Linked DNA regions of Homo sapiens: region 1 is linked to region 2. A link is a loop called in an ENCODE intact Hi-C map of the cell type or tissue named here. Cell type or tissue: mammary epithelial cell. All regions are shown on one strand.

Region 1 (5,000 bases), 84 kb before region 2:
ACCTTGAATTGCTAGTGAGGGATCTTTAGCAAATTTATCAGGATACGTGCTGCTGTGAGGTTTATCTCTGTTCTCCCTGTGTTTACCCTTTCTACAGGAGGAAGCCAGCCTTTGTGCCCCCTCCCCTTGTCTGAAGGGAGGTTTATGGCAGGGCCAGAAGCAGAAGCAAAGGCCCCTCACCTGCCTGTGCCTTTGAGGACACAGAAAGGGGACAGGTGGGAGACTTCTTCAGGCAGGGATGAGATTGGATGTCTACAAGGCCCTCCAGGAGTAGAGACCTGAGCACTGTTCCATATCAATGCTTGAAGTAGCTCCATGGCTGTCTATTGTGGTTAGGAGTACGTGTTTTGTAGCATCTTGTCATGGTAGATTTTCTAGTTTGAACCAAGAGGTAGAAGAACATGAGTACTGCTCTATATCAATGCTTGAGGTGGATCCAGCCATGAGACAGATTTTCTTGCTTGGATGGAAGAATGGATGAAGCAGGGTGGGCGGCAGGGGGCTGAAGGCAACAAGCCAGCTAGAAAAATGGCCAGTCTGAAGTAGCTGGGACATGTAAGTGATGATGGCTATGGCCTCTTCAGGCTGTATCTGGATGATAAGTTGCCATAGGAACATTGCTTTGTCAAAGAGCATGAACATTAAAAGCTAGCCTGATTAAATTTTAAAATCTTTTATACTAATGTCTCCCAACAAAATACAGGATGAAAGTACCTGTTTTACTAGGTCTGTGCAAATAATGTATTTCACAACATTATTACTTTTCACTTTTCCCTATCTTATTTCTTTATGAATGGCATATGCCTTAGTTCGTTTGCACTGCTGTAACAAAATACCTGAGACTAGGTAATTTATAATGAACAGAAATGTATTGGGTCACAGTTCTGGAGGCCGGGGAGTTCAAGATCAAGATGTCAGCATCTTGTGAGGGCTTTCTTGCTGTGTCATCACAAGGTGGAAGGCAAGAGGGCAAATGAGAGAGTGAAAGGGGGCCAAACTTGCCCTTGTATAACAAAACTACTCCTGTGATAAGAAATCCACTCCTGTGATAATGGCATTAATCCATTCATGAAGGCAGAACCCTCATGGCCCAATCACTTCTTTTTTTTTTTTTCTTTTTCTTTCTCTTTTTTTTTTTTGTTTTTTAAAGAGACAGGGCCTCACTCTCTCACCCAGGCTGCAATCATAGTTCACTGTATCCTCAAATTTCAAGTGATTCTCTCTCAGCCTCCCAAGCAGATGGGAACACAGGCACACAGCACCATGCCTAGCTAACTAATCACCTCTTAATTATCTCACATCTTAATACAGATTGAGCATCTCAAATCTGAAAATATGAAATCTGAAATCCTCCAATATCAGAAGCAGTTGAGTGCAAATATAACCTGCAGAAATACTCACTGGAGCATTTCAGATTTTGAATTTTTTGATTTGGGATGCTCAACTGGTAAGTATAATGCAAATATTTAAAAATCTGAAAGCTAAAACACTTCTAATCCCAAGCATTTTGAAAAAGTTATACTCAACCATACTGTAACAATGGCAATCAAATTTCAACACGAGTTTTGGCGGGGACAAACATTTAAACCACAGCATCTCATCAATGGCCCCTCAAAACTTATGTCCTTTTCACATACAAAATACGTTCATTCCATCCCAATAGCCCCACAAGTCTTAACTCGTTCCAACATCAACTAAAAAGGCCTAAGTCCAGAGTCTTATTTAACTCAACGGAAGGCATGATTCATGCTGAGGCAAATTCCTCTCCAGATGTGAGCCTGTGAAATCAAAACAAGTTATGTATTTTAAAATACAGTGGTGGAACAGGCAATGGATAGACACTCCCATTCCAAAAAGGAGAAATAGACAAGAAAAGAGGGTCCCACGTAAGTCCAAAATTCAACAGGGTGAACAACATTAAATTTTAATGCTCTAGAATAAGCTTCCTTGACCTCATGTCCCATCTCCTGGACACACTGAGGTGAAATTGGGCCCCCAAGGCCTTAGGCAGCTCTGCCCCTATGTCTTTTCTGGGCTTAGCCCACACAGCAATTCTCATAGGTTGGAGTCTCATGCCTGCAGCTCTCTTAGGCTGGTGTTGCACAGTAGTAGCCCTACAATTCTGGGGTCTCTCAGGCAGTCCACTCCCAAAATTCTACGAGGCATTGTCCCAGTGGGGACTCTCTGCAGTGGCTCTGACCCCACAGTTCTGACTGGAGAGAGCCCTGACTAAGGAAATGCCCAGCAGAACTTCCACATCAAAGCTGAGTTTCCACTGGGCATTGCCCTAGTGAGGGCTCTCTGCTTTTGCTCCACCTCTGCAACAAGTCTCTGCTTGTCCACCAAGGCTTCTGAAACATCTTTTGAAATCTAGGTAGAGGAAGACGTGCCCATACAGCTCTTGCATACGGCACACCTGCAGAGTTAGCATCATGTGGATTCCACCACAGTTTATGACTTGTACCTTCCAGTGTGGCAGGTCGAGCTGCACCTTGGCCCATTTGAGCCATGACTGGGGTAGTCAAGAAATGCTGCACTGGAATATGGGGAGCAGAAAATTGAAGCAGCCCTGGGACGTGAGTCCAAAGGTTCTAAGGTCGTCCTCAGCCTCTCTTTTTGACATATTTCCTTCACCCAGGTCTTGGCACTCAGAGCCTGTGATGGGAAGGGTGGCACTGGTAATCTCTGAAGTGACTTTGGGTTCATTCTCCCATTGTTCTGATGAATAGCCCCTGGCTTCCTTCTATCCACACCAATCTCCTTATGAAACGGTCACTTGGAAACATCCTTGGTTTCCTCTCCTGAAAGTGCTCTTTGATTCTCTACCACCTGACTAGGCTGAGAATCCTTTAAATCTCTAAGTTTTGTTCCCCACCCCACCGCCACTTTTTTTTTTTTTTTTTTGAGATGAAGTCACTCTATTGCCCACGGTGGTGTGCAGTGGTGTGCTCTTGGCTCACTGCAACCTCCGCCTCCTGGGTTCAAGCGATTCTCCTGCCTCAGCCTCCTGAGTAGCGGGGATTACAGGCATGTGCCACCTCACCTGGCTAATTTTTGTAGTTTTAATAGAGATGGGGTTTCGCCATGTTGGCCAGGCTAGTCTCGAACCCCTAATCTCCAGTGATCCACCTGCCTTGGCCTCCCAAATTGCTGGGATTACAGGCGTGAGCTACCGTGCCTGGCTCCCTTTTAATTATAAATTCCATCTTTAAATCATTTTTTTCTCTAGCATTTTACTGTATGCAGTTGAAGGAAGACACACAACATATGGAACGTTTTTTTGTTTAGATGTTTCTTTCACCGATTTCCTAGCTCACTGCTTTTCAACTATGCCGTCCACAAAGCCCTTGTGTGGGCTTGGAAACAATTCAGCCAAGTTCTTTGCCACTTTATAATGAAGATGGCCTTTCCTCCAGTTTATAATACTTTGTTCCTCATTTATATGTGAGACCTCATCAGAATGGCCTTTACTGTCCATATTTCTATGAACATTCTGATCATTACTAGAGGGTCAAAGATTTTACCAAAATATTTGTCAGGGGGAAAGTCAGGAGAGCAAAATCACCAGGTGGCCATCGAGTAAGCCCTGGAGACACAAACTCCTTATCTGAGGAATTTAGAAGTGTAACGAAGAAAGCCAAAAACACCTGGCAACCATCAAACAGGCCATTCTGAGGCAAAATTCCTTATCTGAGGAATTTAGAAGTAATTAAACTTCCCTAGTGCCTAAAGGTTCCAGGCCTCTTTCAAAAATTTTCTAAGTAACTAGAATTTCTGTACATCTCTGGAATCCATGCATGTCAAAACTCATTGTACAACCCTTGCTGACATTAAGGAACCAAAATGTCTACAAATGTAATCACTTATTATGACCTACATGGCTAATATGGTCCAAATTACACTTAAGCTCCCACTTTAAGGTCCGTAAATGCTGCATTTCTTCTGCAACATACTTTTTTTCTAATAAAACTTTCCTTTTTCAAACCTATACTGTTGTCAGTAAATTCTTACCAACCTGCAAGTCAACCACTTTCTGATGCTGGGGCTCTGACACCTCACCCAGCAATTACCACTTAAGTAATCTCTAAGAAGCTTCAGACTTTCCCTACAGTTCTCTTCTTTGAGCCCTCACCTGAATTGTTCCATTTATGGAAATCTAGGCTTTTTTACCCTGCTCCTCCAAAATTTTCCAGCCTCCACCCATTATCCAGTTCCAAAGTTGCATCTACGTTTTCAGGTATTTTTTATAGCAACAGCCAGGCTTCTTGACACCAATTTCCTGTCTTAGTCTGTTTTTGCTGCTATAAGACAATACCTGGGACTGGGTAATTTCTAATTAACAGAATTTTATTGGCTCACAGTTACGGAGGATGAGAAATCAAAGATTGAGGGACCAGCATCTGGTGAGGGCCTTCTTGGTGTATCATCACAGGGCAGAGGGCAAGAGGCAAAAGAGACCTGAATGTACCCTTTTATAACAGATTCACTCCTGCAATAATGAACCACCTTCTGTAATAATGACAATCCATTCATGAAGGTAGAGCCTTCACAGCCCAAACACTTCTCAAAGGTTCTGTAAACCACAAGTAAAATTCTAAGCCCCCAACAGACTAATAGACCTCCCCTCTTGGCCAAGGGCATTCCAAAGTAAATCTGAAAGTCTAGTTCATGCCATGGCAGGAATGGGTGGTCAGACATGCCTCATTATACTATTCTGTCTTTGGAATTCAGGCACAACTAACCAGCATTAACATTAAAAGAGATCTTAAGACTGACAAAACAAGACTTTGTAGCAATAAAGACACCAAATAAGACACCAAATTCCAGACTGGCTCTAGTATAGCATCACAAGATAGCAGGCCCTGAATGGAATCAAAGTACTTTACCACAAAACATATCTCCTTGACATATTTTGAAATGGCCCTGCAAAGTTGTCCCTTCTGGTGAAAATCTACATTCTGTAGAGAATTCCCTATCCTTTCCAGGTCTTTCCTCTGATC
Region 2 (5,000 bases):
TTATCTCACTCCAACATGAATTGCAGCCCTACCAGCAACCATTAGGCTGCCATCACCTTGAAGAATGGTCTGGAGACATGAAGAGTTCCCAAAATGGCATCACAGAGGAAAATGACACATGACAGGCACAATAGTGGGCCTTTTGTAAAGAAAGAAAGATAGGGCTGGGCACGGTGGCTCACGCCTGTAATCCCAGCACTTTGGGAGGCAGAGGTGGGTGGATCACTTGAGGTCAGGAGTTTGAGACCAGCCTGGACAACATGGCGAAATCCCGTCTCTACTAAAAATACAAAAAAAAAAAAAAATTAGCTGGGTGTGGTGGTGCAAACCTGTAATTCCAGCTACTCGGGAGGTAAGACACAAGAGTCACTTGAACCAAGGAGGCGGAGGTTGCAGTGAGCTGAGATCATGCTGCTGCACTCCAGCCCGGGAGACAGAGTGAGACTCCACCTTAAAATAAAGAAAGAAAGATTAGATAGATAGATAGATAGATAGATAGATAGATAGATAGATAGATAGATAGATAGATAGACAGACAGACAGACAGACAGACAGACAGAGATATGTAGATATAGACATACAATAAGGCCTACACAGCACTTTCATATATTTCCAGCCAGGGATGGGATTATTCCAAAATCTGACTTGAATTTTCCTTCAAAATTTATACAAGTCTAGGGATATCTGTTGAACAGATGAGGAGGGCCTGCCACCAGTCTTCTGGGAGAAATCATTCGTCCTAAGGAAATAGGAGTCAGGAAGATAAAATGGTAGTCTTCAGATCCAGGGCAGCAATTCTGACTAAAACATAATGTCTGTTACTCAGATTTGTCTTCTGGTCCAACTCCCAGATGGACCTATCATGTCTGAGCCTTATGGGGAGAAAGTTAAAATCCCAAAGTTGCCAAGATATCTATAAGACATCATGACTCATGTGGCACTGCATAAGTGTCTATCTAAATTGAAGAGATGGGCAATCTCCTAACTTCTCTAAAGGTCAGTCTGGGAACTAAGCTTACTGGGGGTGCCAAAGAAATATGCTGGGCTTCACTACTTGAGAATTCTAGCACATTCACAGTGGTAGGGGCCTGAAGGTGCAGGACCCAGCAGAAGGGGCAGAAAACGCAGTATATATGGTAGTATGAAGGGCAGGGGCATGAGAAGCTGGGTAGGCATATCAGGAAATGAACATAAAGGTGGCACCCACCTCACAGTTCCTTTTTTTTTTTTTTTTGAGACGGAGTCTTGCTCTGTCACCCAGGCTGGAGTGCAGTGGTGCGATCTCGGCTCACTGCAAGCTCTGCCTCCTGGGTTCACACCATTCTCCTGCCTCAGCCTCCCGAGTAGCTGGGACTACAGGCGCCTGCCACCATGCCCGGCTAATTTTTTGTATTTTTAGTAGAGACGGGCTTTCACCATGTTAGCCAGGATGGTCTTGATCTCCTGACCTCGTCATCTGCCCGCCTTGGCCTCCCAATGTTGGGATTAGAGGTGTGACCCACCGCGCCCGGCCTTGGGTTTGTTCTTAATCACAGATAAGAACTACTTTCTCCACCCTTCCAAATCGCTGAAATTAATCTCTTACGGAGTTGGGATGGGAACAAAACTCTGTCAAACATAGCTCACAGTCATTACTCTATTTGGCCCTCACCAGATCCTTGTGAGATTATTTTCTTTATTTTAAAGATGAGAAAATATGTAAAATTTATTATTCTAGCTAAGTGGTCTGGAGTTACTTTCAAGTTCACATTTCTTCTAAAATTCTGTCAACAAATATTAAATGCCCCAATACTTTTAGAAATAAACTAATACGTGCTGCTTGTTGCTTCTTTTTTATAAAACTTTTATTATTCTAGCAATAATAATGTGTGTTAATTTTAGGAATATAGAAAATACAAACAAGCAAAAGGAGAAAAATCATTCATAATCCCACCACCGAGAGGCTGTACTTTCTTTCATCCTTCACAAGTTATGTCCATATATGTAATATACAAATGTACTTTTTACCTTTCAAAAATATGATATTCACATATTACTTAGCCTTTTTCCATTTTATATCTTACCAAGAACCTCTTTTTTACAAATGTGTAAAGTTCTTTTATTAAAAGACAGAGACTTGTAGATTGGTTCAAAATACAATAAACAATGAGATGCAGATAACAAGAGATACATCTAAAACCATTAATAGCAACAGGTTATAAGTAGAAATATGGACAAAGGAATATCAGGAAATGCTAATAAAAAGCAAGCTATATGGTATTGTTAATATCAGATAAAAATCAAGGTAAACTACATTAAATAGGGGTAAGGATGGTTTCGATTAACCTTCCAACGCATCACTATAAGTTTGTTTCTGACTCTCCTTATCTCATCTATTTCATCCACTTCTCTAAACATATCTTCATTGCTTAAATGCCTGTTGTGTATATCTTCTTTAAACTCCTGGAGAGATTGAATCAGCCTTTCTCTAAAAGTTCCTTTTGCTTTGGCCTCCTCCTCTAGCTTCTCCTCCTCTTCTGGCTTTTCCTCAGGCTTTGGCTCTTCCTCATGCTTTGGTTCACTCTCATTTTCTGGTTTTCCTTCCATTTTTTGACAGGATTTCATCTTGTATCTGTCTACCTCTCTTCCTTCCTTCTTTTCTTTCTTGCTTATTCTTCTTTGAATACAATGACTTCTAGAAAGCAAAAAGAAGACAGTAAGTTAAAGACTTGGTGAGTGGACAGGTGCTGTGGACAGAGGCCTTAGCATTTAATTTTTTTTATTCAGAGCTGTTATAAAATATCTTCCACCTAAGAAGCCCAGTCAGCAATCAGAGCTTCACTATCCCCACTCCTTTTACCTCCACTTTCCACCTCCTCACTTCTCTCTTGTCCTTCCCTCTAACCTTTTCCAAGGCCCTCCTTTCCGCCGTCCAGCCCTCCCCAGACCTTTTTCCCCCATAGGGCCTAACACAGGGACCAGGCCAGAAAAGAGAAAGGTGGCTGGCAGGCAGAGGAAGAGGGGAAAGGAGAAGGGGGAGAGAAAAGAAGAGGGGAAAGGGGTGGGGTGGAAGGGAGCCGGCAGGAACGGTGGCGCTTACAACCTTTGTCTCCACCCCAGGAGACTTTATAATATTCCTCTCACCTACCTGGCACTGATCGGGTCAGTTTCTTCCTCCTCCTTTTCTAGCTTTGGGTCTTGCTGGAAACAACAGCCCTGCAGATAAACTGGAAACGGGAGGGGACGGTGGGGGTGGGGCGAGCGCTTGGTGGGCCGACCAGCGCCAGAGACTGACACACGTAGCTTTCCTCCTTTAGGGTTTCGGATATGGAAAGTTTCCCACCTTTTGTTTCCCCTAGTTCACCCCCTCTCCACAGTGCATGCAAGTCAGTTCGTTTTTCCCATCAGACAAAGAGTGAGAAAGCAGATTATTTCCAAACTATCTTTAAGACTGAGGCGGGGTTCGGGAGGAGGGTGGGGGTCCGGAAAGCAGTCTTAGATAGCAGAGGATGATTATTTTTAAACTACCACAGGTCTCCCTGTTCTTCTCCTAGGACCCCTAGTCCCTTTCCCAAGGGTCATCAGTTCCCGTAGACCTGGAGGTGGAGGGTGGAGGGACGGACCTGACCGGCACTCCCACAAGTCTCTGCCTTAAACCCCCCCACACTAGAAATCCCCAGTCAACACCTACAGTGACACCAACCTGCAAAATTCCCGCAAGTTTGACTCCTTCCACGGGCCTCAGGGACCACCGCCTGCGCTGCTGAAGGAAGCTGGTATCCAGACGGGAACAAGGACCAGATTACCAGGACTTCTGCACACGTCGACTCCTGGTCACATGAGATCTACGTCACCAGTGAGCTCGGGTCCCTAATTTCCACTCCCACCAAAAGCGCGGCAGAAGTGGGCCCACCCTCTCTCCCTCCCCGCCCCCCACTTATACATTTGGCCCTGTCAGTCTTTTCTGTTGTTTCCTATCCCAGCGGGAAAAATGTTATTTGCTTGACTCTGATTACTAGGGAGGGGCTACCTCTTTTTCTGGAGCTACTGAACTTTTCTACTTCTTTCGAGAATTGTCTCTTCCATTCTTCCACTCCCAGGATAACTCCTCCATCAGTCGTCCCTCCTCTAGCCTCCATTTCCTCTGCAATCTGGTTCTTAGCTGTTGTAGAGCAGGGTGGCCTTGGCAGCAGTTGTGAAACAACAACAAAAAAAGACCCTGGAACAAGAGTGAGATTTCTGAATGCAATTTTTACTTTTTATTTTTCGTACTTCTATATCCTTTTTAAAAAGGTAACTTTAATCTCTCTCTCTCTCTCTCTCTCTCTTCTTTTTTCTGTCTTTCTTTCTCTTTTTTTTTTTTGAGACAGGGTCTCACTCTGTTGCCCAGGCTGGGTTGCAGTGGTGCGATCACAGCTCACTGCAGCCTCAAACTCCTCGAAACGAGTGATCCTCTTGCCTCAGACTCCCAAGTATCTGGGACTACAGGTGTGTGCCACCATGTCCAGCTAGTCTTTTAATTTTTTTGTAGAGACAGGGTCTATGTTCCCCAAGCTGGTCTCGAACTCCTGGGCTCAAGTGATCCTCCTGCCTCAACCTCCCAAAGGGCTGGAATTACAGGCCTGAGCCACTGCACTGGGCAACTTTTATCTTTTTATAGTCAGAAAAGACAAAGAAAAAATTACTTTAATGACATGAGTTAATACATGTACAGTGCTTATTGTACATGTGGCATATAGTAAGTGCTTTTAAAGTGAAAGCTGTTGTGATATTAGAAGTTTTGTGAGGAAAATGATACAGAATTTTTTAAAAAAGAGTAATGTTTCATTCCAGAGTCCTCATGGTGGTGTTACCAGGAAGCTGTGCTGCCTGAAGAATCATCAATTAATCGTCAGGTACACATTGTGAACCTGAGTTTCCTCATCTGAAAGAAGGGAATAATAGCATATGCTCATAGAATTGAGATCTATTGAAAATAAAAATAAGAGTTAATTTTTCATCTGTACAATTAGAAAAGACAA

What was found. Peaks named below come from ENCODE experiments on the same cell type or tissue, not always from the same donor. Only the 100,000 strongest peaks of a DNase experiment are listed, where the experiment ranks them.
Region 1: it touches region 2 in a loop (2.9-fold over the local background); 4 of 110 quality-filtered maps call a loop at or near these places.

What each region holds. Positions count from the first base shown.
Region 1 is chrX:103,439,432-103,444,431 of GRCh38, reverse strand. The region is part of intron 2 of LL0XNC01-250H12.3 (a long non-coding RNA gene); the gene reads right to left. Among named protein-coding and RNA genes, the nearest start is that of LL0XNC01-250H12.3, 37 kb to the right of the region's middle. RefSeq lists enhancers at 2,623-3,309, 3,310-3,995. In mammary epithelial cell, no CTCF peak of the experiment used is centred here; DNase peaks (open chromatin) are centred at 1,711 and 2,351; H3K4me3 peaks cover 147 bases; H3K27ac peaks cover 2,420 bases.
Region 2 is chrX:103,355,289-103,360,288 of GRCh38, reverse strand. It overlaps TCEAL9 (transcription elongation factor A like 9), which reads right to left and starts at 3,783. Exons shown (of 3, transcript NM_016303.3): 1 at 3,683-3,783; 2 at 3,128-3,206; 3 at 1,827-2,674. The coding sequence starts at 2,604. The coding sequence ends at 2,290. It overlaps LOC124905204 (a long non-coding RNA gene), which reads left to right and starts at 3,725. Exons shown (of 2, transcript XR_007068284.1): 1 at 3,725-3,835; 2 at 4,813-5,000. RefSeq lists an enhancer at 3,131-4,330. In mammary epithelial cell, no CTCF peak of the experiment used is centred here; no DNase peak of the experiment used is centred here; H3K4me3 peaks cover 1,926 bases; H3K27ac peaks cover 1,880 bases.